2 separate regions of the Homo sapiens genome follow, and region 1 is linked to region 2. A link is a loop called in an ENCODE intact Hi-C map of the cell type or tissue named here. Cell type or tissue: PC-3. All regions are shown on one strand.

Evidence for each region. Peaks named below come from ENCODE experiments on the same cell type or tissue, not always from the same donor. Only the 100,000 strongest peaks of a DNase experiment are listed, where the experiment ranks them.
Region 1: a loop joins it to region 2, with 6 times the contacts of the local background. A loop is called at or near these places in 1 of 110 quality-filtered maps.

Annotation. Positions count from the first base shown.
Region 1 is chrX:132,672,861-132,680,860 of GRCh38, forward strand. All of the region lies in intron 3 of HS6ST2 (heparan sulfate 6-O-sulfotransferase 2), which reads right to left. Among named protein-coding and RNA genes, the nearest start is that of HS6ST2-AS1, 9.2 kb to the left of the region's middle. In PC-3, CTCF peaks have their summits at 3,433 (motif pointing right), 4,136 and 4,335; no DNase peak of the experiment used is centred here.
Region 2 is chrX:132,950,783-132,958,782 of GRCh38, forward strand. It overlaps HS6ST2 (heparan sulfate 6-O-sulfotransferase 2), which reads right to left and starts at 7,847. Exons shown (of 5, transcript NM_001394073.1): 1 at 7,393-7,847; 2 at 6,026-6,544. The coding sequence starts at 7,820. LOC124905219 (a long non-coding RNA gene) reads left to right here and starts at 6,653. Exons shown (of 2, transcript XR_007068337.1): 1 at 6,653-8,000. RefSeq lists an enhancer at 7,226-7,726. In PC-3, no CTCF peak of the experiment used is centred here; DNase peaks (open chromatin) are centred at 2,769, 3,099 and 3,759; H3K4me3 peaks cover 3,866 bases; H3K27ac peaks cover 3,551 bases.

The DNA of each region.
Region 1 (8,000 bases), 280 kb before region 2:
TGGCAATCAGACCCACTCCAATCTGAGTTTTGCTGTTTGGTCAAAGCTAATTGTGGGAGAAGAACCCTGTGGCTTAAAACACACCTGACTCACTTTTTTGATGGGTGGCATATAGAAACTTCTGCATCTCCTTTGTAAGCTCTTTTCGGAATTAATTCATCTCAGATCCCTGAAAAATAGTTGTGCTGATACAACTACAATAGTACTGAAATTTTAAGAATTAATTTTCAGGGTCCCAGGAAATTGAAATTGTATTTCAAGAGAACAGGTTTGGCTATGATATTTATTGTCTACATATCTTTTACTAGGCACTTAGCATGTGGTGCTCGTAGTGTTGCTTATATTTTATTATTTATCTGTCTCTCCAACTCACTTTTAAATGGGCAGTCAAGAGGTATTCATTGAACAAATAAATGAAAAAGCTGCATTTGGGCTCAATGGAAAGAAGTGTCATGATTGAGTATTAATGTCTTGCACCAGTTTGAGAGAAGGAAGTGGTGACACATGTCACATATCTTCCATCCCTGAAGAGGAATGGTCTGGGAGAATTGGACTCCAGTCACTGAAGGTTGGTCATCATGTGCATCACAAAAAACGTGAGCTTAGAAAGGATTCTCAAGCAAGCTTGCTTGGATGGTTGCAGAGTGCCTCTGAAATAACACATCTGTTGCATTTGTATAGTCCTTAATGTTTTCCAATGTGTGTTCTTGTAAGTGATAACTGAGATGAAACCCACTTTATTGTTGAGGGTTTGTTTCAAGTCTCTCTGAGGGAAATACTGGCTATTCTTTACTCCCTAGAGATGCCTCTAGGCTCCTGAACACTCCCTGACTGAAAAAATGCACTTAAAACAGACTCTCCCAGGGATAAAAGCTCATCTAGTCGGCCTCCCCAACAGGTGCTTCAGGCCCCTCTCCAACAGATACACCAAGTCGTCATCTTTTGAAAGGTTTTTCAATCGTGGTTGTTTCCCCATGAAAACTTGCTTTTCTCTTTTCTAAGAGACTCACATTTCTGAAGTATGTTTGCCCTTGTTCTATTGTTGAGCAAGACACCTCTTCAAATATTGATTTCCTTTAATTAAAGCTGATAATACTTTCGCATTTCATTTTTTTCTATCTTGTTAGGTTATGTCCTGAGTGGTTTTCTTTGTTCCAAACTTTTTCACTTCTTTTGCCCGAGGTGTCTAAATTAGAGTCCTTGCCCCTTTAAGTATCTTACGCTCATTATCTATATTTCTGATAATCACCTGGCAAAGATAGTTCAGTTCATTGAGATGTGCTTTTATTTAGCATCCTCTTCTAGTTTCCCTTTGCCTAACTATGGATAATAACAGGATTTCTGAGGGAAGGGAAAAGCTCATTTTTATTGCTATGAAGCCCAGTGTAACTATGATCTCTCAGAAGCAGCCTCATAAGTTCAAAGCATTTATTCAGGAATCCCAGGTTCTAATCCTGGCTGCCAGCAAGGCATTTAACTTCTTGCTGTCTTAGTCTTCTTATCTACAAAGGAGAGGGAATTATACTGATCAGGTAAACCATTCACAATGAAGCTCACAGTTACTCTGGAATTGAAAAGCTCTTGGAAAAGGCAACCAGGGCGCTCACATTATCTTGCCCTCTCCCATTCCATTAACTTTTCACTCTAGCAGCTCACCACAGGGCATCAGGGACTGCAGCAATGGGCTCATTTATTTTTGTTGCTATTTTGCTCTCTTCACCTCTTGGTACATGTTGTTTTTGCCCAGAGAGTGACAGTCACGTCCCTGAATGCCTCATTGGGATCAAGAAAGAACATGAGTCAGTTTCTAAATTATATTATTTTCTCATTTAAGCTGACTAATCCCATGTGTCTTTACCAACAGTATGGACCGTAGTTACAAACTATCAGAGGCCAATAGAACGGTATCTAACAATTGTAAGTGGTATTATAAAACTGTTGCGTTCGCATCTAACTCTGGGCTTCTCCATCACATCAGGGATTGAGGAGCAGAAACCATAGTTATGGAATTGGATGGTTTGGGGTAATTGAGATCTGAAATATAATGAGAGGCTGGGCTGGAATGGCAGTTATAGGGGTGGAAAATAACTATGCCTGGCATGGCAAAAGAAAATATGACAGAACTTGGGGATTGACTATGTTTGGGGAATGAGAATAAACCCTAAATGAAAGTCACTGAGAAGGTTTGCAAGTTGGATGACTGAGAACAAATTTACTCTGCCAGTGAAAGAGAGAGTAGTTGGGAGGGAGATCTGGACTAGAGGAGAAGATGACGGATTCAGTTTGGGGCCTATCGAGTTGGGGTATTGATGGACAGTGTCCCAGTAGGCAATTAGAGAAATGGAACTGGAGCTCAAGAAGAAAGACAAGGCAGATGTGCGGTCATTGCTCCAAAGTGGGACTCAAAGCCATGAGATAAACAGTGAGGCCTGATGAGACAGTGATCCACTATGATTAAGGAGTGTTTCAAGAAGCATCCTATGCCAGAATCTGTTTACTCCCACCCCACTCTATGAGGATTTACAACTGCGTTACAAAGACTTGTATGCCAGAGGTCCAAGTAAAAGCATCTAAATCAGGTAACTTAGTTATGTAGAGATTAATGCTAAGGTTAATGAGGGAAAGTGAAGGCCTCGTTCCTGGTGCAGGCCAGTGGCTTTCTTCATCCCATGCCCATAGTCTGCTTCTCCCCATTCTCCCAGCCCACCCAGATTGCTTACAGATGACAAGGCAAGCTGGGTACCAAGAGATTGGTGGCAATCATTGGCAGCCCATTCCTATAACAAATACCTCACAGAGTACATCCTATGCTGTTTTCACCTTGGTGTAAGAAGGACACTCTGGCAAATGAGCAAAATTGAGCTTTCTACCTTGGCTTCACTTGCAGTTCACATCTTTTCTCTTTACCACGGCCTAACCGAGTACTAGAATTTATACCTCCAATAGTACTAAAATCTCCTTTTTTTTTTTTACATGATTCCCTTCCCTCTTGATTCTCAGTCTCTGCACGTGTCTCACTAACTGGCAACCTCAGCTACCCTCTCTTAGCATCCTTGGTTTTGGGGCAGAAAGCAACCTGTCTGGGAGTAAATCAAGGGCTTTGCCCTTGAAGAGCCAAAGTATCCCAAGCTTCCTGAGTGGAGTTTAGTGTATTAGGCCAGTTTTGAGGGACCTGTGGCCATCACCTTTCCCATACTGAGGTAAGCTTTTGTTGTTAGCCCTGCCTCTGCAACTTCTTACCAACTGAATCCTTTAATGTCTCTGGGTCTCAGTTTCCTATTCTGCCAGTCGTACTTCTTAAGGCCATTACCTAGTTTTGAAAATTATACAATGTTAACCAATTTATCCACTCAGAAAATATTGAATGTGTTTACTCTGTGCCCTTTAATGTGTGTTTACTATGTAGCCTTGGGGATACTATGATGAGTGTGACAAGGTTCCCGCCGGCAGGTGGCCCCAAGGCTAGTGGAGAAGGCAAGCATGTTAACAGCTACATAACAATGTAATGTACCAAGTGGAATAAACAAGTGTGAAAAAATGCTAGGGAAATAAAACAGGAAACAACTGCCTATGCTTGGGAAAGTTAGGGAAAGCAAAGGTAAATGTGAGTTTCCATTATGAAAATTAGGATTTTTGTTTTTGAAGAATTGTAAATCAGAAAAATGAGTTATGAGAATTTTCACAAAATAGAACGAAATTATGCTTATCCTTAGTTTGAAACAGTTCTCTCTCAATAGTGGGCTCATAGACTTAATCATACATCAGATAACCTAGAGTATTTTTTAAATGCAGGTGGCAGGGACCCCCAGAGTTTCTGATTCAGCAGGTCTAAGATGGGACCTGAGAATTTACAATTCTATCAGGTTCCCAGATGACGGTAATGTTTCCTGTCTATGGCCCACACTTTGAGAACTACTGCCTCACAGGAAGCATGAGACAATCACACTTGGTGAAAATTGAAAGAGAACAATCAGCTGTATCCATTGTCTCTACTTTCCAAACATCAAAATTCAAATCTGCTGGATAAAGTGCCCCGCTGTAGGGCTTCTGAGGAGGGCAGATGAGAATGCAAAGGGCTGCTGACATCCATCTCTGCAAAAGCTCCTCTTTCCTGGGGAAGTGGCAATTACTGCAAACACCACAGAGTGGAGCTCCATAGCAGGTGAGACAAAGATTAGATCTGACAGCATTAGTTGAGCCCGAAGTTCTATTTACTGAAAATGATCCGGCATAATTAAAAATTCACAACTGGAGCCTAGTTGGTGAACATTACACATTAGGGAGTCCCCAGAGTAGGCCAGAAAATTCTCAGTGAACTTTTTAGGAAAAGCCAAAGGAGCCAACTGCAATGGCAAGAATTAGCACACGGAGAACAAAGAGAAGTCAGTCAGCCTATTCATTTGGAGGTGAGATTCTGATTTTACACTACAGAATGATACGAACTAAGTGTTGGTGGAGAGGCTCATTTCCTCCTCCCTGGTGAATTACCACTTTGTTTCACTTTCTACTTAATATGTTCTTATGGGATTTTCAAGAATGTCCACTCTGCCTGCACATTACATATTAACTTCTTTAAGGACAAGGGCAAATTGTATTCACATCTGTTCACAATATCTCTGATCACACTTGCCATATACAAGGTTTTCAGCACCTGCTGACTGAAAACCATACCTGGTAAATTGGGCTTCTAACATGTTTACTGAATTGAATTGACTGACTGACGCAAACTAGGTTAGAGGTTTACTAAAGGAGTCATGTGGCTTTGGCTTTTTGTTCAAATTATATGTTAACTCACACTTTATGACTAAAAAGTGACAGCCTATTGCAGAAGTATTTCTTAGCTCTAGTGCCCACAGATAGGAAACTCAAGTAGAGTAAAACCAGTGAAAATTAGCAACTCTGGAGAATGGTGTTGCCATACTAACTGGAAGCAGCCCTGGTGTTGTGGAAAAAGCTTGGGCACTGAAATTAGGAAGAGCTGAGGTCATATTCTGTCTTTATAGCTAGAACTTGAACAAGTTGGGTCATTGAGGCAGGGTTGGTCCTACTTAACCAAGACTGCTGATTTTGACATTGGGGCATGGGGTACCCATTCTCTAGCTCCATGTTGTGCCCAAAGCCAAGAGTATTCAAATATTTCCTTGTTGCTGAACTTGGCATCTTGAGTACTTTCTAGGGGGCCAAATGCATCTATACCTAAAAGTGCATCTGGGCTAGGTGTGGTGGCTCATGTTTGTAATCCCAGCACTTTGGGTGGCTGAGGCAGGAGGATTGTTTGCGCTCAGGAGTCCAAGACCAGCTTGGGCAACATAGCAATACCCTGTCTCTACAAAAACAAAAACAAAATTAGCTGAGTGTGGTGGCACATGCCTGTCATCCTAGCTACTTGAGAGGCTGAGTTGGGAAAATGGCTGGAGCCTGGGAAGTCAAGGCTGCAGTGAGCTGTGATTGCACCACTGCACTCCAGGCTGGGCAACAGAGCGAGACCTTGTCTTAAAAGCAAACAGTGCATCTGGCTCCTTAGAAATCAAGTAGAAGGGCCATGCCAACAAGATATTGAAAATGCCTTCTGGGGTAGAAAGGAAAGTTCCCCTAAACTATGCGTTCATGTGTCTGTTAAAAACACTGACCCTTTAAACCAAAGGACTTTGTACTTTTCTCTTCACGTTTATTTACAGGGACAGATGAAACTATTTCAATTTTTAAACTACTTAGTTATCACACATTCAGGCATCATACCTTTGTTTGAATGCGTGTTATTTCTAAGTAGGGTCTCCTTTGCAAATATTATCTATTCTGTGATCTGTATTGACCACTTTTAATTTTCCTTTCCAAGTGAAACCCAATTGTCAGCCTCTTTGTATTGTGTTACAATTTGGAAAATTGAGCATTATTTTAGTGTGCATGAAAACAGAAGACTAAAATTCTGACAATTTATGGAAACAAAGCACATCTTTTTTATATCATCCACTAATCACTGTTAAACGCTAAACCTTGTATAACTTAAACCAATCTACTTCGCTTCATGCACATGAGTTTTTAATCACAGTCTGGTTAAACCCAAGATGCTTAACTGAGCCAAAGAGTGAGGCTCTTTATTGACCCCTCCCCAGACAAGGGAAAGACGCCTAGAAATATAGAGTTAGAGGAATCCTTAGAAATAGAAAAGTAAGGTCCAGAGAGAAGGGATGTATTCAAGGTAAGTATCCAAGGATGCAGTACTGACTTGACAGAACTTAGCTAGCATATAGCAGACAGGGCCATAGCCACCACGGAGTACAGAACAAGGCCAGAAGGTGTGGGATCAAAGATGCTGTAACATGAATTAATTGTGGCTCCATTTGCCAATATCAGCCATACAAGAAGGGTTGGCAGTCTTATCAGGGAACCTGCCCCTATAGTCACGTAGGTTCTTTTCTATTTTCCCTAAGCGTCAGCCAGTTTGAGAAATAAAGGGACAGAGTACAAAAGAGAGACATTTTAAGGCTGGGCATCTGGGGGAGACATCACATGTCAGTAGGTTCCGTGATGCCCCACAAGCCGCAAAACCAGCAAGTTTTTATTAGGGAGTTTCAAAAGGGGAGGCAGTGTACGAATAGGGTGTTGGTCACAAAGATCACATACTTCACAAGGTAATAGAATATCACAAGACAAATGGAGGCAGGGCGAGATCACAGGACCACAGGACTGGGGCGAAATTAAAATTGCTAATGAAGTTTCAGGCACCATTGTCATTGATAACATCTTATCAGGAGACAGGGTTTTGAGAGCAACCAGTCTGACCAAAATTTATTAGGTGGGAATTTCCTCTTCCTATTAAGCCTGGGAGCGCTATGGGAGACTGGGGTCTATTTCACCCCTACAGCCTCGACCATAGAAGACAACCACGCCTGGGGGGGGGCCAGTTCAGAGACCCACCCCCAGGCGCGTATTCTCTTTCCCAGGGATGTTCCTTACTGAGAAAAAGAATTCAGCGATATTTCTCCCATTTGCTTTTGAAAGACGAGAAATATGGCTCTGTTCCACCTGGCTCACCAGCGGTCAGAGTTTAAGGTTATCTCTCTTGTTTCCTAAACATTGCTGTTATCCTGTTCTTTTTTCAAGGTGGCCAGATTTCATATTGTTCAAACACACATGCTCTACAATTTGTGCAGTTAACGCAATTATCACAGGGTCCTGAGGTGACATACATCCTCCTCGGCTTACGAGATGACGATTAAGAGATTAAAGTAAAGACAGGCATAGGAAATCACAAGTGTATTGATTGGGGAAGTGATAAGTGTCCATGAAATCTTCACAATTTATGTTTAGAGATTGCAGTAAAGACAGGCATAAGAAATTATAAAAGTATTAATTTGGGGAACTAATAAATGTCCAAGAAATCTTCACAATCCACGTTCTTCTGCCATGGCTTCAGCCGGTCCCTCTGTTTGGGGTCCCTGACTTCCCGCAACACAGCCTTCTTTTTTTGTTGGGGAGAGTATGTGGAAGAAGATGACATGTTCAGTTTTGAGCTATGTTGAGTTTTGTGTGCCTGTTGGTACCTCTAGGTAAGATGTTTAGTTGGCAATTGGATAGACGGATGCAGAACTTAGCTGGATATAGAGATCTCAGCTGAAGAATGGTCTTTAGAGATTTGGGAGTCTATGGTAGTTCAAACCTTTAGAAGAGATTACATGAGGAGAGTGTGTAGCATGAGAAGAGAATAGCCTTGGAAGAAGATTAAGGAGGACAGGCCAGAGAAGGGACAGTGGGCTCAAAGGAGAACAACACCAGAAGGCTTGGGATCAAAGGAGAAACTAGATCTAGTCTGGGGGCATGAGTATTCCCATCATAATAGACTCATTTGCTGATGGCTGGGCATGGTGGCTCACACCTGTAATCCTAGCACTTTGGGAGGCTGAGTCGGTGGATCACCTGAGGTCAGGAGTTCAAGACCAGCCTGGCCAACATGGTGAAAACCCTGTCTCTACTAAAAATATAAAAAAATTAGCTGGGCA
Region 2 (8,000 bases):
AAACCTTTTCGTTTTGGCTTTTTTTTGACAGATAAGCATATCTTATTCTTATGTAATCATAACTATTGATCTTTTTTCCTTTATTCAAACATCCTTTTCCTTGGCTAAGAGTCCCATATGTGAATTGCAGCTATCACTTAAATAACAACGCCAATTGTGAATTCAGATTAACTGGGTCCACAGATTCCCACATATAATGTACGATGGAGCCCTAACCTGCCCCAGAGCCCCAGTTGTCACCTCCTTATAAGTCCTGTCCACTAGAAATCTAGGCAACAGGAACCAGTCATGACTTCTTAGTACTCTCCAGCCCGAACCAGATCCCCTTCTCAACCTCTCTGTTTTGGTGGCTGGTACCACCTACATTCCAGACTAGATATCAGGGAGATAGCTTTACCTAGACTCCGACCTTTATTTACTTTCATGGTGTTTTTGCACTCTTTCCATCCAAGAGCTTCTCATACTTACTGGGGTTCCTCATTGCCATTCAAGTCCTCCACAGTGGAGCCTAACCCCATCTACTTCCCTAACCATTATTACTCCAAGCATGAACCTTTCGGGTCTGGCCAGACCTGCCTAGGTGAGGTTGCTGGACCTCAAAAGGTCATGAGGACTCCGTGCCCACCCACAATGCCTCCTTTCTTCTTAATACAACTCTCCTACTCCCAGAGGCCTTCTCAAAAGGATGTCTCCTTTTTCTGGCCTGTTCCTCATACTTTAGAAAGGAAAGGGCCCTGGAAAGCATGTCATTTAAATCTCCAATTTTATAGATAAGACACTGAGACCAAGGGAAGGAAAAGGGCCTGTCCAAAATCTAAATTTCCTCTCCCAGCACCTGTCTACATGACATAGTCCTGCACTTCACATGCTAATCTTTATGGACTTGAGGCTGAAGATGGTTATCTTGGCTTTTTTGGTTTCTTCTTGGCTCTAATCTCCCCACAACTGCTAGCACCATGCCAGAGACATAATAGTTACTCCATCTGCTTTGCCGATTAGACCCAAACTACAACATAACAGATGGACTTTTGTCTATTTTTTGTATATTCTGGTAAATGTATGACATTTTAAAGACATTATTGATTTTCAAATTGTTTTCAAACAAAATCCATTTTTTAATTAAATATCTAAAGTACTAAATTGTTCTGTTCTACCATAAGCTCTGTGAGACAGAGAATGATGTCTCTTCCCTGGAATATAATGAACAGTTTCACAAAATCTTGCTTAATGAATGACAGAAAAAAACGGATGGCTATTCTTTTAATGTCATTACATACTACCTCAGTTGATGACTGATATCCATGAAAGACAAGCTCTAGCATTTTAATTGCCCCATAGCACTGATCTAAAATTATTATTAAGTGATGTTAATTCTGAATAGCCTTTTGTACTACCTGAGAACTTACAGCTTTGTAAGGACTCCAACACCATGTTCGACATCCATGCAAAGATGCTAATTAATACTACTGGAATTCTACAGATATTGTAATGGTAGATTTCTCCCCCTCTTCTATGAAATAGCTAAGATGGTACCACAGCTCTCAAAGACAGCTGAAGAAATGTATCCTCAGCTAAGTAAAACTGAGCCCAACAGCTTAGAGCCTGATGAACCACACGACCAGTACTGACCACTGGCTGTAACAGTCCATTCTGCTTAATGCCTCAGCCTATATCACAAGCCTGTTGTGTCATTTTGCCTCACTGCAAAATCAAGGAGAAGAAAGAGGGAAAGCGTGGGCTTGTGAGGCATGATCAGGTACACACACTCTATAGTTACAGCTCTTTCAAAATAGAGCCACCTTTTAAAAACAAATGGGAATAAAAGAAAGCTTTTCCCACAATTAAAAAAAAATAGAATGACCAAAAAAAGCTTTTCTCCATCTAAACAAACACTTTTTAGTCCTTTCCCATCAATGATATGCTACTGGATTTGAGATGATAATTAATTACTCTTCCAGATGCCTCAGCCTGCTCCCATCCTGCTCAGCTTTGCAGGGATTCCCAATATGGCAATGAAAGGCCCCTCTGCAATCTAGCCACAAGACCTACCCCTGGTGAATAAAACACCTCAGGGATGTAGAAATCTGTTCTTCTCCCAATGGGTGTGGTACCCCCGGCCCAATCACTCATCCAAACTGAAAATTTTAGAGATGCTAAAAGTCTAGGGTACAACATGAATATGATCAGATTCTTTGACTTGTATAGCCATGGACCCTGACCTCTCAACCCCATTCTGTGCATGCTGGCCAGCATGATACTTAGTGATGAAGAAGGGGGCTAGTGCTATTTCTTTGGGCCCAGTTCTGAATTCCCTCTACAGAACAAATGGCACACTAGAGTTGGCTACAAACAGAGGAAATTTGGCCTAAGAAAAGCCTGCAGAATTTGGGACTTTTAACAGCTTGTGAGCAACAATGTTTGGATACACTTTCAAAAATGGTCTCAGAAATTCTAAAATGAGCAGGACCCTGAGTGACTGCAAACAACATACTGGCAGACAGATGGATGAAATCCAATTTCTGATTTTTTTTAAAGAAATATTATTCTTAATAAACAACTTGAGCCTTTCACCAGCCAAGCTCTCTCTCTCTCTCTCTCTTTGTCCTCTCCAGGCAACGTGATCACGGTTGTTTCTATTCAGCAGTTATATATCACCCAAGCACTTAACCATCCGCGGAGGCAGAGAAGCATCCCAAATGTAGCACTGGAAGCAGGATTCAGAGTCTTGGCTTGCAGCCACAATAGCCTCTGATACCTCCCTAATGTGGATGAATGGCTGTGAGTCAGTAGGTGGTTCCTGTCGCAGCTGAAGGCTCCTACTGAAGCTCATCCAACCAGGCCTCAGCCCGCTCCCATCCTGCTCAGCTTTGCAGGGATTCCCAACATGGCAATGAAAGACCCCTCTGCAATCTAGCCACAAAACCTATCCCCAGTGAATAGAAAGCCTTAGGGATGTAGAAATCCGTTCTTCTCCCAATGGGTGTGGTAATCCTGGCCCAAAAACTCATCCAAACTCACATGTTGTAAAATGACTGACGATGATAATGATGTAGGTGATAACAACAACAGCCAACATTTATTGTGTTCATTCACTTTGTGGGAATGACTAACTCAAGACCTCACTGTGGTTTTGCAAAAAACCCTTGTTCATCAAGGTGCAGTCAACAGAGCAAGGGTTGTGGAGTCAGACAGAAGTGCAGTCAGATTCCTGCTGTGCCGCTAAAAAAACTCAGTGACCCCGGGGAAGCCCTTTAGCCTTTTTGGGCTTCATTCTCATCTGATAAATGGGGATCCTTTTGTCCACTCTGGCCTCTTGCTGAAGATGGTGCAGGTTTACAGAGGAATACCAGAGATAAGGGATATGAACGCTTATCATAAACTGGAGTGCACTCTCTACACAGGATCTGGTCGAGGGTCACATGGCTGGTTAGTGGCTGGCCTAGAACTAAGGCCCAGCTGTCTGAACTCCCAGGCCAGAAAGGTGGAACTGTTGTTCCCCTCAGTTGAGAGGAGCACAGAGACCACCAGCTGGCATGGAGAGGCTGTTTGACACAGGAACTCCCAAAAGCAGACTCTCCCATTTCCAGACACCAGCTTCTCACCCCCACATTTCACCATCGGTGCAGCTGCCTTTACCTCTAAATTTTTGCCTCGCACAGACACATACAACAGTCACATACACACACTCTCTCATTCTCACACACACATGCACACCTTAGCTCTTACAGATTATCAGAACTCACAGAACTGGTCCTGCAACCTCCTAGGGGATCTGTCAACATCCAGAGAAATTCTGGAACCCCTAGGCTATCCCTATTCTTCAAAGTGAATATTTCTGGAGGTGGGCAGGAATGAATGAAATAAAAAGGTGCCCTTGAGGTAGCAATGCATTTCTCTAGCAAGTTTTATTTCATTTTTGCAAACACCGTAAAATCCAGTAACTGTGACTTTTTAGAACATGGTTGCTCTTTGATTAGACTAGATGCTACTGTAGTATCACCCTTTTAATAACCAAGAAAATCCTATGTCATTTCAAATAATTTTGCTTCAATTTGGGACAATCCAAGAGGCTTTGAGGGGTTCTGGTTATCTTCTGGAGAATGCGGGAAGGAATCTGCCAGAGGACAGTAGCCACCAAACAGATAATCTAGACCACATTAATAATGTGTGTTTATAGACATCATACTCTGACCTACATGTTCAAAAGGATCAGTAAAGGCACATGTGCCCCATGGAACTCCAGACAAGGCCATGGCTTTCATGGTGACCAAGACCTTGTTTTCACTTCTCTGCTATAGTCATGGCTGTGGAATTCTACTTTTGCCCAGAAGAGCTTTTTAAATATTACCACCTCTCAATACACCTACAAGGTCTGTCAGTATGAGAAATTCTTTTCAATATTGCCAAATTGTTTGGGAACTTATTAAACACCAGAATATTGTTGTGACAATGACTTACACAATTGTACCAATGGATTGAGGTCCTGGGGCTAAGGTTTTCTTGGGGTGGAAGAAAAAATTTGTTAGTATTGGAAAGGAAATACAAGTTTGGCAGATTCTGACACAATTCCAGCATTTGAGAAAGGACAGTGTAAACTGAGAGAAGAGAGAGTGAAGAGGAGAGCCAGGGGGTGATGTTCCCCTTAAATCTCAATGGTAATCTGAAAGTCAGAGGGCTCTAGGGCTCTATTTGCTGCAGTTGGACAGAAAAATCCACACTGGTTGTTGCGTTCTAACAGTCACCTGCAAAGCATCCCCTTGTCCAGGGTACCAAGTGCACCCGGGGGATGGGGATGGGACACAGACATGTCCTTGCCGGCCCAGAGACCCCATCCAGAGGCCTCCAGGCCATGAAACTCACCTTGTGCACCCCCTGGACTCCCTGCTTCAGCCCAGATTTGTTTTAAGGAGACTTGCGAAACAGTAGCCCTGGCTGGACTAACTGCACCCCATAGCACTCACTTCCCCCACCCCACCACCACCCACTTTACAGTACTGCATGACCTCTAGCAACTGGACATCGCGTCTGGAGGGAGGAAAATACCCTTGCTTCTGGCTACAGACTATTAATAAATCAGCTTTTACCGCATCAGCCCAGGCTCACAGAACATGGGCTGGCAGCGCCCCATGCTGGGGCTCAAGCTTTTTAAATATTTTTTGTAAATCAGGAGAGGCTCCTGGTGACTGAACCCCACATGGGGTCCAGGGCACCATCCCAGCCCGCCCTTCGGTCCGCGGGGTGCCCCCCGCCACTCCCAAAGAGCCACGGATGCCTCTCATGCAGCCAGTAGTGATAAGCAAGCCTGGGAACCATGAGCTCTCCTTGGATGTCGGAAAATAGCGACAGAGGGACACCCAGTCGCCCGGGAAGACCAGAGCCAGAGCGGGGAAGGAGCGAGGTGATAAAAGTCCGGCAAGAAGAGAAAAACAGAAAGGGTAAGAGAGAAAAAGAATAAAAGCGAGAGAGGGGAATGGAAAGAAGGAAACAGCGAGCAAACAGGAGCAGACAACATCTAGGACACAAGAGAGAAAGAGGGAGAACAAGGCAAATAGACGAAATAGGGGGGAAAGCGGGGGGAGGGAAGAATGCGGGCGCCGAAAGGAGGAAGAGAGCGCTGAAAGGAGACTTCGGAACCCGGGTGCAGAGTAGAAGAAAGCAGGGATCCAGAGACGCTGCACGGAGAGCGCGGCTCTTTAGGGCTCTCCAGTGCGGAGACTGAGTACGATGCCCCGTCCCAGCGGCCCCGTTCCGGCCGCTCGGCCGCCTCCCCCGCACGCTCTGCCAACCATCACGCAGGCCACCCTGCGGACAGACAGACGGTCAGTCCGGGGCCGGAGCGGAAAGCCTTTCTGTGGCCGCCACAGCGCGGCGAACGTGCGCTACTGGGCGCCCAGCACCTGCCCAGCCGGGGTGCAAACGCCCGGGCGTCAGGGTGCGCGCTAGGTCCCCGGCTTGGGCCAGCCGCGCCTCCCAGCCCTCCGCCCGCCTAGGCCCGGGTCCCGCTCGACTACCGGCGCGCACTCACCTGGACGGTCTCAGCCTGGCGTCGCGCTTGCCGTCCACCACGGAGGGCACACAGCTGGTGAGCTCGGTCCAGTCGGCGTGCAACCCGCAGCTCCAGCCCGTGGAGAACCTGGAGAAGAGCCAGGTTTCCCGCTTACCCGGCCGGTGGCAAGTGCATTTCTTCTGACCCACGCGGCACTCGCACGGCTGCTCCAGCTGGATGTTACGCACCAAGTGGCGGCCGAAAGTGGTGCCCCCGGTCTTCTGGATGTGCAGGAACACGATCAGGTCATCGCCCTTGATGTCGAAGTCTACCTTGCGCAGGAGGTCGCCGCGGGTGAAATTGTAGCGGGGCACGAACCTGGCGGAGCTCTCATCCTCCGAGCGGTACGGGTCCGGCACCGGGGAGCTGAACGCCTGCAGGCGGAGGAGCTGGCATTCTGTGCCGGGGCACACGTATTGGAGGACGATCACGGCAAATAGGAAGAGCATCACCAAAGCTAGCAGCAGCTTGTTGGATTTCTCATCCATGTTCCCGACGCTGGGGGAAACCCAAGCTCGTTACGTCAATCCCGCAGCTCAGCCCGCGCTCGTCGTGCCCCCGCACCGCCCCCTTCCCCTGGAGCCGCTGCTGCGCCCCTCTCCCCCTCCCCTCCGCACCGAGTACTCCACGGCGGCGGCGGCTGCGGCGGCGGCTCCCTTCCCCGCTTCCTTCCTTCCCGGCAGGCTCAGCGCTGTGGCTTCTGCGGCACACACACACCCCCACCCCGACTCCTTCCCGCGGGCCGTTCGCCCCCTCCCCCCGCCAGAGCTCTCCGGAGCTCCCCGGAGCCCCTCCACGGGGTTTAGCCCCAGTGGGACCCCTCCGGGCCCAGTCGCCCCACTCCTCAACTCACGCCCCCAGTCCGGGCCCCCGCGTGTCTCGCTCCACTCTCGGTGGCTCCCGCTCCCATCCCCATCCCGCTTCGTCCGCCGGACTCTCCGGGCTCTTCTGCCCCTATCCTCTTTGGAGCGCACACCTCTGTCCGGGTTTCTCCCCGCATGCCCCGAAGCCCTCCTTTTGCCGGCGCCCGCGCCCGCTTGCCCACCCGGTAGGCGGCCTCGAGGGAGCTCGGAGCCGGGGGCTCAGAGTTACCCTGGGGGAATGAGCCGGCCGGCAGCCCGACTTGCTATCGGAGACGCTGCGCTGCCGGTGCCCGCGGAACAGTAGCGACGGAGCCGCGGCGTGGGCAAATGCGCGCCGCACCCCTCCGGAGACCCTAGCCGGGCCACCAATGGCCAGCTGGAACTTTACGCCCTTCTCTACCCCCCGCGGCTGCCTTCCCTCCCCGTACAGCACCTTCGCGCCCTGGCCTGGGAGCGCGAACCCCGCTTTCACCTAGAACGTACCTGGCCATGGGGCCGAAAATCTTGGAGAAGATCGCACCGAGCACGTGCTTCAGCGAGTGGCCCAGGGCGGCCAGGCCCCGAGTGAGCAGGGCCCGGCAGAGGGAGCCCAGGTCCCAGCGTCGCCTGAGGACGTGCATCCGCCTGCGGCGGCCCCGGGACAGCAGCGCGAAAAGCGGGGCGCACGCGGCTCCCGCCAGGGAAGAAGACGCCTTTCGGGGCTTGTCCAGGAGCGGCCGGGTGTGGAATCCGTGAGACACACCCCTAGGAGGGCCCGCGCGAACTGAGGCGGCGACCGACCCGGGCCGGCTCGCTGCCAATTCGGCCTCTACTCTGGAATGCCGGCGGGGACAGGTGGTGCGGACGGGCGCTCCTCGCTCCGGTTGCCGCGGCGGCTCGAACTCCCGGACTGCACACGCAGGCAGTGCCATTCCCCCCTTCAGGCAACTCAGGGTACTAAGGATCACGAGCGAGCTTGAATTTATATAATAATGCCTCACGCCTAAGAGCTCGAGCCACTTCACAAGCAGAGAACCTGGGTTTTCTCTTTTCTTGGAGTACGGAGGTCACTCCGCTTAGCGCATCACTCCACTTTGGCTCGTAATTTCAAC